Linked DNA regions of Homo sapiens: region 2 is linked to region 1. A link is a loop called in an ENCODE intact Hi-C map of the cell type or tissue named here. Cell type or tissue: GM12878. All regions are shown on one strand. Each heading gives the region's core, and the rest is flanking DNA. Links, peaks and the distances in the headings are about the cores only. Region 1 overlaps RIN2 (Ras and Rab interactor 2). Region 2 overlaps RIN2 (Ras and Rab interactor 2).

What was found. Hi-C counts contacts between places; a loop is a spot of excess contacts. Peaks named below come from ENCODE experiments on the same cell type or tissue, not always from the same donor. Only the 100,000 strongest peaks of a DNase experiment are listed, where the experiment ranks them.
Region 2: a loop joins it to region 1, with 8 times the contacts of the local background. A loop is called at or near these places in 1 of 110 quality-filtered maps.

The regions. Positions count from the first base shown.
Region 1 is chr20:19,910,383-19,918,720 of GRCh38, reverse strand. All of the region lies in intron 3 of RIN2 (Ras and Rab interactor 2), which reads right to left. Among named protein-coding and RNA genes, the nearest start is that of NAA20, 100 kb to the left of the region's middle. RefSeq lists enhancers at 3,169-3,238, 6,720-6,769. In GM12878, for the core only: no CTCF peak of the experiment used is centred there; DNase peaks (open chromatin) are centred at 600, 4,340 and 6,567; H3K27ac peaks cover 1,753 bases.
Region 2 is chr20:19,857,445-19,865,782 of GRCh38, reverse strand. The region is part of intron 2 of RIN2 (Ras and Rab interactor 2); the gene reads right to left. Among named protein-coding and RNA genes, the nearest start is that of RIN2, 100 kb to the right of the region's middle. In GM12878, for the core only: no CTCF peak of the experiment used is centred there; a DNase peak (open chromatin) is centred at 4,902.

The DNA of each region.
Region 1 (8,338 bases), core at 82-8,081:
TCTGTAAATTGCAAATGATGTTTGTCCAGTAGAAAAGAGAACCCCAGAGGTTTTAATTGTATTGCCTTTTATGTCTTTAGCCAGGTTTGTATTGGGTTGTACCTTTTGAAGTTGAGTTGTTTGAAGGTCAAAAAGTGGTTGAATGCTGACAATAGCAAGCTTATCTCTAACCTTCAAAGGTAGATATGCAAAAGTGGCTCATAGTAGATGACAAAGTTCGTTTAAGGTGTTATTCTTTTGCCCACTGAGTCTTTCCCAATCTTTGCCCCATTTGGAGCCAGCTTTAATGTCCTGTTGATCTCATTAATGAGTTAAATCAATCTTTGACACACACACACACACACACACACACACACACACACACACAATGTATTTGTATGAGAGTCACGTTTTTTCGTTTTTTGAAAATTATCCCTGAAGTTTACAGCTATCCATCTAAGCTATGGGACCTTGGCCTTGGGTGGGAGGTTGCTTAACCTTTCTGGCCTTTGGTTTCCTTAAGCTTAAAATAGACGAGCAGGTTTCCAGTGCCTCTTCTGGCTCTAACTTGGTGTCCCCCCAGCTGTCCCACTTTGCCTTTCCGGAATGCACTGGCGTGGGTGTCACAGTCACATTCACTTCCCTTTTACCATTTCTGGCTTCTTACCACTTGTCTTCACTGGGTTTTCTACAAGCACTAGAGAAAAAAGATGACTTGCTCTTTCTAGAAGACAATCTGAATGTGTATATCAACATTAAAGTATGAAAACTGTTGGATTCAGCATTTCTACTTCTAGGAATTGACCCAAAGAAATAATCAGATACATGTAAAAGAATGCTTTGGGCAATATCATTTATGATAGTGAACAGGGGAAAAAGTGCTAAATGTCAAACAGCTGTGGACTGGGTAAATAAAGTGTGTACCCCAATATGATGGAATGCTATTCCGCCTTTAAAAGGCGATTCCGCCTTTAAAACATATTTCTTGAGATGTACAGTATATATCGATATATTGTATGTCAATATATCAATATAGTGATATGTTATTAAGTGGAAATAAACAAGTTGTGAAAAGTATGTGTTCTCTGAGCTCACTTAAGTAATAGTTGTGGCTGCACTTATGTATGGATTTACATAATATAGTCGAATCACAGACAGAACAAAAATCTGAATGCATTAGTGTCAAGATGCTCACTGGCTTCATTCCCGAGTGGAGTGATTAGAGGTGGTACAATTTAGGTCTCTTTTCTTCTTTACACTTTTTAAATTTCACAGTAAAAATAACTATTATCATTTTAGGAAAAATAGAAGAAAAAGAATAATTTGATGGATGGAATTAACAGAGAGCCTGGAATTGGCAGCAGAGCAATCAGACAAGTTTCCTCTGGAGCTCCTGGGCTCAGCCATTTAGTACTCTGGACAGGTGCTTACATTTGCCATATGGAAGGCTGGCAACAGATCACTTGGTTGGTGCAATTCTTGGTAAAACAAAGGAAATAAGGCATTCGGTGGATGACCGTGGCACAGCTATTTAATTATGTTCCTCACTCCTGGGCCCTCTCCCTCCCTGAAGCTGGGGCTTTGCCATTTGGAGTCGTACCTTACCCACTCCGCCTGCCTTTTTTTTTTTTAAATTTTTTAAATATCTGCTTAATTACACAGCAGGGGCTGACTTCAATTGGAATGGAAGTCACTTTTCATTCTAAAACATTAGCTATGTGTCAGGTGGTTTTCACTTTTTCTCGTTGTAAACTCTGAGTTGTACTTTTCCTGCGCCCACTGCTTCTATGCCACTGTCTCCAGATGCCTATGAATTTCAAATGCACAGATGGAGCCAGGATCTGTATATCAAGCAGCATCTCCCCAAGTGGTTTCCACCCAACACAAGCAGTGTAGGATGTGAACAGGCACGATTTCAATACAAACACTACTGCTCGAACAACAGTGGAAGCACATTAAACATTCGATAAAATGAGGTCACTGAAGACTCCTCAGAACTTTTCAGATGCTGATGTCCAGGGTTGGTCTCCAGGGAGTGAATAAAGTATGCGGGGTTCCCCAAACCTACTGGCTTTAGGGCTTTCTGTTGATGATCATTTCTGGGGAGCAGTGGTCTGCAAAACTCTTTATTTTTTATTTTTTGGACAGGATCTCACTCTGTCGCCCAGGCTGGAGCTGGAGTGCAGCCTTGAGCTCCCAGGCTAAAGCGATCCTCTCAACTCAGCCTCCTGAGTAGCTGGAACCAGAGGTGTGTGCCACCACGCCCAGCTAATATTTTTATTTCTTGTACAGATGGAATCTCGCTAGTTTGTCCAGGATGGACTCAAACTCCTGGCCTCAGGCAATCCTCCCGCTTTGGTTTCCCAAAGTACTAGGATTATGGGCGTGAGCCACTACACCCAGCCCCCAAACTCTTAAAGAAATGCAAACTTAAAGCAGTGTTCCTGGGGACAGTAACTGCTGTATTTGGAATTTCAGTTTTGTTTGTTTGTTTGTTTTTTCTGAGATGGAGTCTCACTCTGTCACCAGGCTGGAGTGCAATGGCACTATCTCAGCTCACTGCAATCTCCGCCTCTCAGGTTCAAGCGATTCTCCTGCCTCAGCCTCCCGAGTAGCTGGGACTACAGGCGCGTGCCACCATACTCAGCTAATTTTTGTATTTTTAGTAGATTCAGGGCTTCACCATGTTGGCCAGGATGGTCTCGGTCTCTTGACCTCGTGATCCACTCGCCTCGGCCTCCCAAAGTGCTGGGATTACAGGCGTGAGCCACAGCGCTCGGCCAGAATTTCAGTTTTAATTAAAAAACAAAACAGGAAAGAATGGAGTAAGGGTTCACAGTGAAAGGAATTGGATAGGGGAGATGAATCTGTAGCATGCAATATCAGAAGGGAAATTTTGAAACAGAAAATGACAAAAAATTTTCTGTAAATTGAGCTTGTCAGTGTCCTCTGAGCACATAGAGTTGGTTTAGGGAAGGAAGAGAGCAGAGTGGGTATGAAAAGGGAATTTGGATTATAAGCAAATATGAAGCTCAGCCATTTTCGGTCTTGTGAAGATGATTAGTTACTCTGAGGGGATGAGTCACTAAGATTTGAAATTTACTGAAATGCAAAGGTTTGTTCCTCATTTGGAACCTGCGCTCTGATGCGGACATCTGCTGAGACACCCTTGACTTCTTAATCCAGATGGGACACATGGAGCAGAGACTGTGAGTGCTCTGCCCACAACCCTTGGAAGTCACCGTTTTCTTCTGTTGTGATGGCTCTACTGCAGGCACCTGGAAGTCTCTGCCCACAGCTGAGGAAGCTCTGTGGCTGGGAGTGAGTGCTGAGCAGATCAGACCACAGTGCTGGGGAGTTAATACCCCAGGGCAGCCCTCAGCCAAGGAGGGATGGCAGTGGGTGCACAAACACCCCAGCTGCCTCGCTCTTATGTGGAACAACTTGGATGCCCCCACACAGTCTCTCAGAGGTCCCCAGTGGGATTGCACCATGTATTGGCTGCCTCCCCTTCCTGTCTCACTCCCCTACTCTCCCACATGAACTTTCTGTGATCACTCAACACAGAATAGACTACTTGCATTCGTATTCTGTCTCTGCTACTGGAGGAACCCAAACAATGTTTTTCTTTTTACTATAAATTCAGAGCAGGAAATCCCTGCTGGGATTCGCTCCATCTTAGGCAGTCAGATACCTTCACTACCCGTAGGGCCTTTTCTCCCAGCTGCACTGCTGTCATCCCGAAGGTCTTAGGGAATGGCCACAGAGGGGTCTCTTGTGCTGTTCTGCTCTCATTGAGGTTGTAGTGACCAGAACTGGGCACAGTTTCCCAGTGCCACCTTAGTCTCATCTCTCCCTGACACACACAAAACACCCTTTGTTATCATTTAGGATATAGCTAACAGGATAACATTCACAAGACTGGTGTTTCTCAAACTGGAATGTGCACACGCATGACCTAGGGACCTGGTGAAGGTGCAGGTTCTGATTCAGAGGCATTCCGTAGGGCCTGAGAGTCTGCATTTTTAGCAAACTCCATGGCTGACGGGCAGACCACACTGTGAACAAGGTTCCACTGGAGTGTGAGAGCCCCAACCACAAGACCAATTCTTTCCCAGGTCGGTATATCCAGTGTCTCGTCCAGCTGGCTACATAGTGGGTGCTGAGTTTATATTTGTTAAATTTGGCTCTTGCAATTGATTAACACATCGATTCACTAATTTAATTCAGCTGCCCAGCTTCAAACACGAGAGCAGCAACTGTTTAATGCAAATTTTTTTGATGCAATGTCCTTCTGATGGTGGGAAAGTACATACTGGGAAAGTCATACAGGAACACCACAGAACAATGCAGAGCGTGTGCAGACAGGCAAATTTGGTGTGAGTCATTGTCAACTCACACCATTGTCAACATTATTGAAGACCTGCTACCTTTAGGGTAATAGCCTAACTAGACACCAAAAGAAGCATAAGATATTATTTCTATCCCCCAAAAGGCTTGCAATGTGACTGAAAAAATGAGACAGACAATAAGAAACAAGCATCAGGTGAGTGGTTAAAGACAGTAGTAACCCTGACAACTAGTTTGCTTGATCTAACTCACTTGACATCTCAGTAAGCCCGTCTGATCACTGAACTGATAATACTGTTATTAAAGCCACCTGGCTCTCCTAGACCGCAAACTCTGGTAGTTGCATTTCACAAAATTCAGATTCAACTTCACACGCACCCCATCACAACGCACGTGTGCATATGCCTATGGGCAGATGGGCCCCCTTAATCACATAGGTTTTAATATTTTTATTCGGGGCAAGAGAAAAAAATAATCTTCCTTAAAAACAGGTTCTAATCCACATTCATAGCAGCATTATTTCCCACAGTCAAAAGGTAGAAGCACCCAGTGTCCGCTGATGGATGAATGAATAAGCAAAATGTGGTCTTCTCATACAATGGAATATTATTCAGCCTTAAAAAGGAAGAAAATTATAACATATGCTACAAAAAGGATAAACTTTGAGGACATTAAGCTAAGTGAAATAAGCCAGTTACAGAAGGACAAACACTGTATGATTCCACTTGTAGGAAGTACCGAGAGGAGTCAAACTCATAGAAACAGGAAGCAGAAGGGTAGTTACCAGGGGTTGAGGAAAAGGAGGAATGGGGAATTATTTAATAGATAGAGTTTCAATTCTGCAAGATGAAAGGAGTTCTGGAAATGGATGGTGGTGATGGTTGCACAACAATATGAATGTACTTAATGCCACAGAATTGTACATTTAAAAATGTTTAAAATGTGACTGGGCATGGTGGCTCATGTCTGTAATCTCAGCACTTTCAGAAGTCAAGGCAGGAAGATGGCTTGAGCCTAGGAGTTTGAGAACAGCCTGGGCAACACAGTGAGACACCATCACTAAAGTGCTTAAAATGGTGAGCTTAAAAAACATGGTTAAAAATGCTTAAAATGGTAAATTTTATGTTATGTATGCTTTATCACAATTAAAAAAAAAACAGTAAGATCTGAGAGCTACAGTGTGAACAACGACAACAAAACAGAATCCCTAGAAAATAACTTCATAGAAAACAAGGTAGAAGAGTTTCTTTTTGTTTATGAATATATGTCATGGAGACCTTCTCTTGAGAAAATGATCTATACGAACCCATCTCCAGCTTCTAAATTCTGGGCTCCTCCAAGAAAATGACAGTAATCAGAGGCAAAGCCCAGGAGGGCCCTAACTGTGAAGAGGACCTCGCAGCACTTTCTCTGGACCCATGCGCATGGACTGAGGCTCAGCCTGTGCACCGCACGCTCATGGCACCTCTTGATGCTGTGGACAACATGCAGCTTCCTCAGCTGTGCCTTTCCCACACCCCGGGGTTTTCCATTTCCTAGTGACATCAAACATTCAGGATGGAGAAGAAAAACCTGCTGTTCACCCAAAAAGGTGGTTAGAAATGACCATCCCGGCGTGGTCGTGGTAGCTCACGCCTGTAATCCCAGCACTTTGGGAGGCTGAGGCGAGTGGATCACTTGAGCTCAGGAGTTTGAGACTGGCCTGGCCAACATGGTGAAACCCCGTCTCTACTAAAAATACAAAAATTAGCTGGGCATGGTGGCAGGCGCCTGTAATCCCAGCTATTTGGGAGGCTGAGACAGTGGAATCGTTTGAACTCCGGAGGCGGAAGTTGCAGTGAGCCGAAATCGCAGCATGGCACTCCAGCCTGGGCGATGGGAGTGAGACTTCATCTCAAAAAAAAAAAAAAAAAAAAGAAAAAGAAAAAGAAAAAAGAAATGACCATCCCAGCAATGGATGCAGGGGCTTTTCCTGATGGGAACAGGCCTCCTGGAGCCAGGTGAACTGGCTGAGATGCCCCTGGAGAGGGGTCTGGCCTGGTAAAAAGCATGGACCTGCAGCAGGAGACCAAATCAGGTTCTGGGGTGGTGAGAGCACAGTTGAACCCCAGGCTTCCTTCCTTTGTGTCTTTAAGCAATGCTCATATGAAATGTGTCTATGTGAAAGCCCTTTCCCTGTTCTGGGTCACAGCATTTTGACTCAGATGAGAAACTTGTCTGGGTCCAGTTGACGTGTACTTGAGGAGTCCTGGAGTTAAGGCTGAGTTTTAGAATCTGCTTTTCATGTTTAGCTTAATTCAATTATGAAAACACATCAAATGGCTACTCTGAAATGGGTAGAAGAGGCCACAGGAGTCCACAGGGCCAGGAAGTAAAACCTGAACTAAAAGGGAGCCCTGTAGATCCTTCCATCAAAACCACAGACAGCCCCTGTCTTGTGGACCCATAGCCATGGCTGGCTGCACATCTGTACGCTGGGCTCACCCACGCGATTCACCTATTCTGATAACAAAGAGATTCATTTTGTAAAAAATGTCACATACAAATGCCATTCAAAGCCAGTAACAGGTATGTTGACTTTGTGGAAATTCACTAAGCTGGATATTGACGTGAGCACTTTCTGCATGTATGTGACACTGAAGCAAAAATTCACGGAATGAAATGAGTGAGACAGGACCATTTGGAGGCCAAAGAATCATGACAACTAAATGCAGTGAGGCAAAGAAATAGGAAAAGAAATAGTATAAGGACATGACCAGAGCAATGAACAAGCTCTGAAAATGAGCTGTGGGTTAGAGAGGAGTGTTATATTAGTGTTATCAGTGTGTGTATAATAGCTTTTTGGCTTGTGTCTTTTACTTACTGTTTGTGCAAGAGAATGTCCTTGTTCCTCAGAAATACACAAGGAGGATTTAGAGATAAGGTGGTGTGGTCGCAGGTGTGTCTCCAATGTATTTTCAGATGGTTCAGAAAACAGACTACATATGTAGCTATATAGAGACAAAATTATCTATTTATGTAAAATATTGACATATTTGGGCCAGGCGCGGTGGCTCAACGCCTGTAATCCCAGCACTTTGGGAGGCCAAGGCGCACAGATCATCTGAGGTCAGGAGTTCGAGACCAGCCTGGCCAACATGGTGAAATCCTGTCTCTACTAAAAAAATTAAAAAATTAGCTGGGCAAGGTGGTGCATGCCTGTAATCCCAGCTACTCAGGAGGCTGAGGCAGGAGAATTGCTTGAAACTGGGACGCAGAGGTTGCAGTGAGTCGAGTTTGCACCACTGCACTCCAGGCTGGGCAACAAGAGTGAAACTTTGTCTCAAAAAAAAAAATTTACATATTTATATAATTCTGCATATGTGTGTGTATGTGTGTGTAGAAAGAGAATGACAGAGCAAGGGCAGTGAAATGTTAACCACTGGTGCATATGGAACCAAGGTAATGGATATATAAGCGTTCTTTGAACTCTTCTTGCAACTATTCTGGAAGTTTGGAATTATATCAATAAACTCACTTCCTGGCTGGGTGCGGTGTGGCTCACGCCTGTAATCCCAGCACTTTGGGAGGCCGAGGCAGGCGGATCACTTGAGGTCAAGAGTTTGTGACCAGCCTGGCCAACATGGAGAAACTCTGTCTCTATTAAAAATACAAAATTAGCCGGGCGTGGTAGTGGGCGCCTGTAATCCCAGCTCTGTGGGAGGCTATGGCAGGAGAATTACTTGAACCCAGGAGACAGAGGCTGCAGTGAGCCGAGACTGCGCCACTGCACTCCATTCTGGGTGACAGAGTGAGACTCCATCTCAAAAAAAAAAAAAAAAGTTCACTTCCTCTCACAGAGAAAAAAAAATTCAAACAATATACACAAGAATGATTAAAAAAAAGAAGAAGAAAAGAAAAAGAAAAAAGAGAGTATGAAGGCCAAGCATGGTGGCTTATGCCTGTAATCCCAGCACTTTGGGAGGCCAAGGTGAACAGACGACTTGAGGTGAGGAGTTCGAGACCAGCC
Region 2 (8,338 bases), core at 17-8,016, 53 kb after region 1:
TGGTGGCTCATGCTTGTAATCCCAGCACTTTGGGAGGCCAAAGCAGGATTGCTTAAGGTCAGGAGTTTGAGACCAGGCTGGGGAACAAAGTGAGACCCTCCATCTGTACAAAAAATAAAAAATAAAAATTAGCTGGGCCTGGTGGTGTGTGCCTATAGTTTTAGCTTTTTGAGAGGCTGAGGAGGGAAGATCACTTGAACCCAGGAGTTTGAGGCTGCAGTGAGCCATGATTGCAGCACTGCACTTTAGCCTGGGTTAACAGAGCAAGACACTGTTGCCAAAAAAAAAAAAAAAGAAAGAAAGTATAACTTTTAAAATGAAATTTGAATTTAAAATTGTGTAATCCCTGAAGGACCCCTCAGGGTATGTATTAAGGTTCCAGGGAATACAGTTTTATTGGGCAGTTTTATTTAGCTGAGCTGATCTTTCTGGCTCTTCAGAGGCATTTACCCAGTGGCCTGAGTGTACCTCCTCAGAAAGGAACCTGAATGTTGTGACTATACTGTATAGAAAATATGTCATAGCACACACCTGATGACATGCTGGGACCAAAATATGCCATCTCACAATGGTGACGGTGAGCATCTCTCCTTAACTCTGCCTAAGGACATTCTGTTAGTAATTTGAAGATGATTATGGTTGGAGTATTTATTTACACCATGGAAATTGGCAAGTACTAAATCTGGGGGAGTCGTAAACATTTACAGCAAACCATTGTCTGCACCTTGCTCCCCAGCATCTTTGATGTAAAAGGGATAAGCTAATTCAGGTTTTTCAGGTAGTCTTTCAGATACTTAAAAGAGAAAATGAAGAAATAAAACTTGTTAAGATTTCATATCCTAGCTTGAATGCTATAGAAAGTGTTAAGGTGAATTTAGGTGATCTTAAAAAAATGGTCCAAAATGCCCAAATAGAATCATCCAAATATAATTTACAAATAAAATTTGTCTGGTAGAGAACAACTCCAAAGATGATGGTTTGACGGCCCTTTGAGGATGGTAACCAGTTTTGTATCACAGGCAGCGAGTATATGTAGCCTATTTCAGCAGGATTTCTTTAGACTGATTACATATACACCAATCTCTTGTACCCATCCTGCTTTGAACTAGCTTTACCCACCTGCTGATGCCTTCCTAATAAGTCTTTAACCCCACGCTCCTTATATGTCAATAGGAGGGCTCTATTTTTAAACTTTTAAATGATCATATTTTGACAAAGGAGAAGTGTATTGGAACCAAATAATTTGGTCCTTTTTTCTTCTTGTCAAATTCCATGCTGTCTGCTTTGGAGGAGGGACTTTGGTGAAGTCAGGAAGGAAGGATTCAAAGGATGCTGTGTTTCACGACCTGGTAATTTTGTTTATAGAGCCAAGCGTCATGATCTTCTAAATGTAACCAGGTCTGGTGTTAATAAGAACCAGGAAAATCCTAACCACAAACAGTTGAATGTTTTGCCAAAAAGCTTGTGCCCTGTGGGGCAAACTTAACCAAACAACTTTATGAAAGTTCAGCTGTTAACTCCTCACTCCAGAAGAGGACATGACCCTGCAAACTAAACAGTGCCACCCAGGATGGTCAAAAACCAGGGTACTGTCAATAGTAACTTCTCCCGCCTCTTGCAAACTATTGTTTCCCAGCCTTTTCAGACCCTTTTTTCTAATTGATCCCTCCATTAAATCTTAATACCATGGATATCCATCGTATAACTGTTTATGTATCATATGCATATCTGTGTCTTATACATTAAAAAAAAAGTTTTTTTTTTACCACCCACCCCCGAGAACCAATTCTTGCCTTCTTGGGGGCAATCTAGCCCCTGTTGAGAATGCGTGTTGTAAACTGACCATTATTCACTGTGCTCTCACAGCCTGGCAATGCCCATATGGGGTTTCCCAGAGCAGTGTGAAGATGAACACAGGATGGGAATGACCTCTCCCATCTATGGTCATCTTTGCTTTCTACCGATGAACCGCAGTTTTATAACAGCAGAAACAACCATTCTGGGACTTCCTAGATGCAAGGAATGAGCTAAGCACTTTACATACTGTCAAAGTTTGCCTTCTCCCAGAAGCAAACCCCAAGGCAAGGATTCTAGGGCTGGTAATTTCTGGGAAAGTGGTCCTGAGAAATACTGATAGGTGAATGGGAAAGTGAGGCAGGAAAGAGGAGGATGATTTTCAAGCCATTGACAGCTGTGGACAAATGGAGTTTAATCTCACAGAGTAATGCTGGTAAGCAGTGTCAAACACAAGCTTCAGAGTTATCCCTTCTGAAGGGGGTGAGGGAGCTGGGGTACTGATACAGCTGACTTCCATCAGTCATTGGTTGAAGGCTGCTTGTGGGGACATTAACTCCCCAGTACTCTCTAGACAGACAGATGCAAATGCAAGCAGCCAGCAGTCAAGTTGGTGTGAGCTGCAATGATAAGGCCCAGGGCAGAAGGGTGAGGCACATACATGGTTTCATGTAACGCACAACATCTATGACAGGTGAGCCCTTAATCACTGCAAATGTTATAGAAATGAGACAAAACGTGTTAAATAATGTTCCTAAAGTCAACAGGGAGTAAGTGGAAGTGACAAGTGCTGACTCCAGAGGCCACATGCATAAATGACAGGCTGCACATGTATACTGCCTTTCTTCTTGCACACACATGCTGTTCCTCTTGATTTTTCCTATTCAGATTGATTTGACAAAGCAATAAGATGTATATGAGAAAACGCTCACCTTAGGTAAACACATAAGTTGAGAGGACAAGGGTAGGCACAGAGCAGAGGGTGAAAGAAGAGAGAAAAGTAGATGATGCCAAGAGGGAGGAACATGGTACAAGTCTGCTGGCTCCACGCTGGAGGGCAGATGTTGCTACATTAAGTCATGTTACAAACCAATCCAAAGACAAGATCTTGCAGTGAAAGGGGATTCAACTCAGAAAACGTGCATTTGGCAAGGATTCAGTTCTAGGGACTGTGCTCCCAAGCACTGGGAACACCAAGATGACTAAGACCAGCCCTGGTTCTAACTTTGAAGAACTCATAGTCTACAAAGAGCATTAAAGAAAAAATTATTCAATGATACTTGTTAATGCCTGGTAAGACAGACTTTATTCAGTCCGTGGCAATGGGTGGTTGAGGAGAGAGATTGAGTTCAACTCTGTTTTTGCTTGTTTGTTTGTTTGTTTGTTTGTTTGTTTTGAGACGGAGTCTCACTCTGTCACCCAGGCTGGAGTGCAGTGGCACGATATTGGCTCACCGCAACCTCTGCCTCCCGAGTTTAAGCGATTCTCCTGCCTCAGCCTCCCAAGTAGCTGGGACTACAGGTGCCTGCCACCACGCCCGACTAATTTTTTGTATTTTTAGTAGAGATAGGGTTTCACCATGTTGGCCAGGCTGGTCTCGAACTCTCGAGCTCAGGCAATCCACCCGCCTCGGCCTCCCAAAGTGGTGGGATTACTGGTGTGAGCCAACACGCCCGGCCAAGTTCAACTCTGAATGCAGTATGGACAAGTGGGAATTTATAGCCAAGGAGAAGAGTGGAGGGACAGTGGATGGGGCCTCCATTAAATTTTAATACCATGGATATCTATTGTATAACTGTTTATGTATCATATGCATATTACCAAGAGGAAACATCAGGGTCAGGAGACTCTGGCTAAACCAACCTAGCAGGTTGCTGAAGACAGGCCAGGATGGCCGGACTCCACTTGGGGGATAGTGGCAGTGAAGAAATCTGATCAGGTATGGAGGGTGATCAGATATGGAGGGTGATCATCAGATATGGAGGGTGATCATCAGATATGGAGGGTGATCATCAGATATGGAGGGTGAGCATCAAATATGGAAGATGATCAGATATGGATGGTGATCATCAGATATGGAGGGTGATCACATATGGAGGGTGATCATCAGGTATGGAGGTTGATCAGATATGGAGGGTGATCATTGAATATGGAGAATGATCAGATATGGATGGTCATCATTAGATATGGAGGGTGATCATCAGATATGGAGGGTGATCATCAGATATGGAGGGTGATCATCGGATATGGAGGGTGAGCATCAGATATGGAGGATGATCATCAGATATGGAGGTTGATCAGATACGGAGGGTCATCATCAGATATGGAGAGTGATCAGATATGGAGGGTGATCATTAGATATGGAGGGTGATCATCAGATATGGAGGGTGATCACCAGATATGGAGGGTGATCATCAGATATGGAGGGTGATCAGATAAGGAGGGTGATCAGATATGGAGGGTGATCAGATATGGAGGGTGATCAGATATCGAGGGCAGGGCGTTCTTGCTCAACCTACTTAGCAGGGTTCTTTGTTAAAACTAGATTTTATAAGGAAGTGCTCAGAAGCACCTAGGAGGAGGTTCAGGAGCCTGACTAAAGTTTCGTCAAGCCAAGAATCTTTGTCAAGGGGAAGGGCTGTGGTGGAACATATCATAGCAAAGGCTGACAATGACAGTAGAGTGCAGCTGGGCAGAAATCAATTTTCTCTAGAGGTTGGAGGGTCATGGAAACCTATAAGGAGGTGGGACTTTTGAGACAGGCTTTAAAGGAAGAATAGGAGTTTAGGAGGTGGACAGGATCAAGAAGGGTAGAAGGAATAGTGTGACATCTGCCCGGAGACTGATCAAAGCAGGACATTTGACACATTCTTGATTGACTCTGCTGAATATTTTCTACCTCATAAAGTCATAAGGGGAACTGTTAACCCTAAACTTAACAAGGAAAGACTGGCTGTGGGTTTAGACCTGACCGAATGTTATCATAGGATTTGTAATAGTGAAAGAAGGGTGTTCTTTGCCCTGGCTTTAATTTGCTACTTTCCTGGGTTATCTGCAAAAACTTGCAGTTGGTTATGTGCTGTGCCACCTCTTTTATGGCTTTTTTCTTCGTTCACTTAGTCATTCATTAACTCAACTATGGGGATGTAAAGGTGAATCAGAGTTTGGTTTCTGTTCTGAATATGCTCATAGTCCAGTGAGGGACATAATTAAATAAGAAACCATTAAAAGACAAGCTTATCAGTGCTAAAACAGAGAGAGAGGGGCACACCATCCAGACTCCATGGGGAGTGAGTGTGAGAGAAACACAAGGGTCCCAAGAGGAGAAGACAACTAGGCAATCTGAAAATTAGCTTAGAATTAACCGGCCAGGTGCAGTGGCTCATGCCTGTAATCCCAGTACTTTGGGAGGCCAAGGTGGGTGGATTGCCTGAGGTCAGGAGTTCGAGACGAGTATGGCCAACATGGTGAAACCCCGTCTCTACTAAAAATACAAAAAAAATTAGCTGGGTGTGGTGGTGTGTGCCTGTAATCCCAGCTACTTGGGAGGCTGAAGCAGGGGAGTTGCTTGAGGAGGTGGAGGTTGCAGTGAGCCGAGATCATCGAGCCACTGCACTCCAGCCTGAGCAACAGAGTGAGACTCCGTCTCAGAAAAAAAACAAAAAACAAAACAAAAAAACAAACAAACAAGAATCACCCATGTAAAGGGGCAGACCCGATACAGGATGTCTCTTGGCACCAGTCAGGAGTTCCATTTCTGACTTCCAACCATCAGCATCTGTGCCACTTCATCTGAGGGTTTTCTCTGGTGGTGGGACCTAATGCTATCACACCTATGGAAGGCCAGAAGTGCAAGGGGCAGCCAGTGACAGAGATAAGCCAATGCCTGGCAGGAGTTGGCAAATAAACACCCAGCTCCTTTGCACCTTGGGATGAGTGACTCTGAAGCTTGTGCTCTCTACAGCATCTCCAAGTTTTTCAGTGGGATTCAGTTCCAGTTGTCCACAGGGGTGCCAGGCTTGATAAAACACTCTATACTGGCTTCCTTCCCTTCCTTGTTTCACTTCCAAGATCCCCCAGTGATGCTTCTGGGGATCATCTCCCAAATAAACCACTTGCACTTGAATCCATGACTCCCAAGTTTTGGGCTTGATGACTGGATTCTCCATATAGAGAACGCAGGTGAGGAAGGGAAAGATTTATGGAAAAGATAATGAGCTGAATTTGGAATTGTTGAGTTTGAGCTGTCAGTAGGACATCCATGTGGAAAGTTCAGGAAGCAGGTATATCAATGGATCTGGCTCTTAGGAAGGAGTTATGTGCGGAGATAGTCACGTGGGAGTTGTCAGCATGCACATGGTAGCTACTGTCATGGAATAGATGGGATCTTCATGGAAGTCAAGGGAAAGTTATATTTCAAGACCTTGTGACTATTTAATGGTGCCAGTGCTTCAAAGTGGGCAAGAAAGATAAGAATTGAAAGCTGTCTGTTGGGTAGAGCAACCAGAAGGAAGAGCCAAAGAAATGGGAGGAAAATGGGGAAATTGGCATTTTATGCACAGTATCCTATTTGACCCTCTAGTCAATCTTCGGATGGAAGCACTATTCTTGCCTAATGTTACACAATTAATAAGTGGTAGAGTCAGGATTAGAACCAGGAATGTGTGAATCCCAGCAGTCCTCTCTTTCTATTACACCATACTCCCTTTCCCTGTGCCTGAGGGTGGACGCCCAGGGGCGTCTCTGCAGCCACATCCTGCCTGCCCTCATCCAGCTCATCCCTGGAAGTTGGATGGCTCCTCCCCATCTTGTTCCTGCCAATTAGTGCCTCTAAGGAGACTCTGATTCATCAATGTAGTCCCAACATTCTAAGTATGACCCCCTGGAAGGGCCTGGCATGGAAGTATTTTCTCCCTGTAGAGCTGTTTATCTTCCCAAGAAAGCCCTATGGACTCCAGAGTCCATCTTCTGAGCCCAGGGATCTCAACTCAGTTGCTGCTACCTAATCTGAAGCTACTTTAAGAAATGTATTCTGTCCTCCACCGTGTTTGCAGCAGTCCCGCCTTCTCCCTGCATGTCCCGAGCCCCCTGCCAACTCCTGCTTTGTTCTGGTCTCCACTACATGGTCAGCTCAGTTCAGGCCCTGCCAGGGTCTCTTTATGAAAAGCAGACCCAAACATTTACCCTTGATTGTAGGAAGACAGATGAGATCATGGAATTATTGACATCTTTAGTAAGTAAGGAAAACTTATGGAGAATGGGGAAGGAGTCAGAGGATTAGGAATAAGTAAATATTATTCCAAATGGAGGTTTCATTTCCTGGATATGGTCAAGAAGGGATTATCAAGATGGTTTTTGAGCACTTAGAAGGAAAATGATGGTCTCTAGACATTAGCACGATGTCCTTAAAACACGAACTTCATTAACTTTTTCATGTTTCTAGGCAATAGATCAGGGCTGTGAGCACGGAAGAGGTTGATTTCATAAAATTTGACAAGCTTCTCCAAACACTCTAAGAGACGCAATGCAGATATTTGGGCTGGACAGCACTGAAGTCAGTTATCAGGTTACCCAGACTCAAAGGCTTTCAGGTCCCTTAGACCAAAAATCAGACAGTGTTGGGCCTCTTCCTGCTTCAATCTATTCCCCTAATTTGTTGGCCTCGCTTTCCTAATTTAACTCTGTCACCCTTCCTTCCTCACTCAGATGTAGCCTGACCTGATTCCTATTCTCCCCACTCAAGAAAAGGGCAGGCAATTAAACTGGCAAAAGAAACAGGGGTTGTAAGACAGAAAAACAAGGAGTAGGCAAAAATGTCTTAAACAGGACATAAAAAACTCAAGCCATCTTAATATTTTTTTTTAAAAAAAGACAGACCATAAAAAGGGATGAGTTGGACCTCATTAAAGTTAAATGCTTTTGTTCAACAAAACACATCATTAAAAAGTGAATGAATAAGACATAGAGCAGGAGAAGATATTTGAAATGCACATGTAAGACAAATAACTTCTGGCTAGAATATATAAGGAAGACAAAACACATTTTCAAAAGAACAAAAGGCTTAAATGGAGCCTTCACTACAGAGAATATTCAAACCTAAAACATTCAAAAGACTGTTCAACATTATTACTCATCAGGAAAATCCAAATTATTATTATTATTATTATTAGAGACAGGGTCTCACTTTGTTGCCCAGACTGGCTTCAAATTCCTGGGCTCAAGCAATCTTCCCACCTCAGTCTCCCAAGTAGCTGGGATTCCAGGTGTGTACCACCATATCCAGTGAGGAAAATCCAGATTAAAGCCACATTGAGACACTCCCATGCACCCTCTGGAATAAGTAAAATTTAAAAGACTGATCATACCAAGTGTTAGCAACTGGAACTCTCATATGGTGTTGGTGGGAATAAAAATTGGTCCAACTACCTTAGAAAGCTGGAATAATCTACTAATATCTATGCTTGCTCTATAATCCAGTAATTCCACTCTTAGTTATACATCCAAAATAAATGGATGTATGTGTCTACAAAAAGATACACGTACA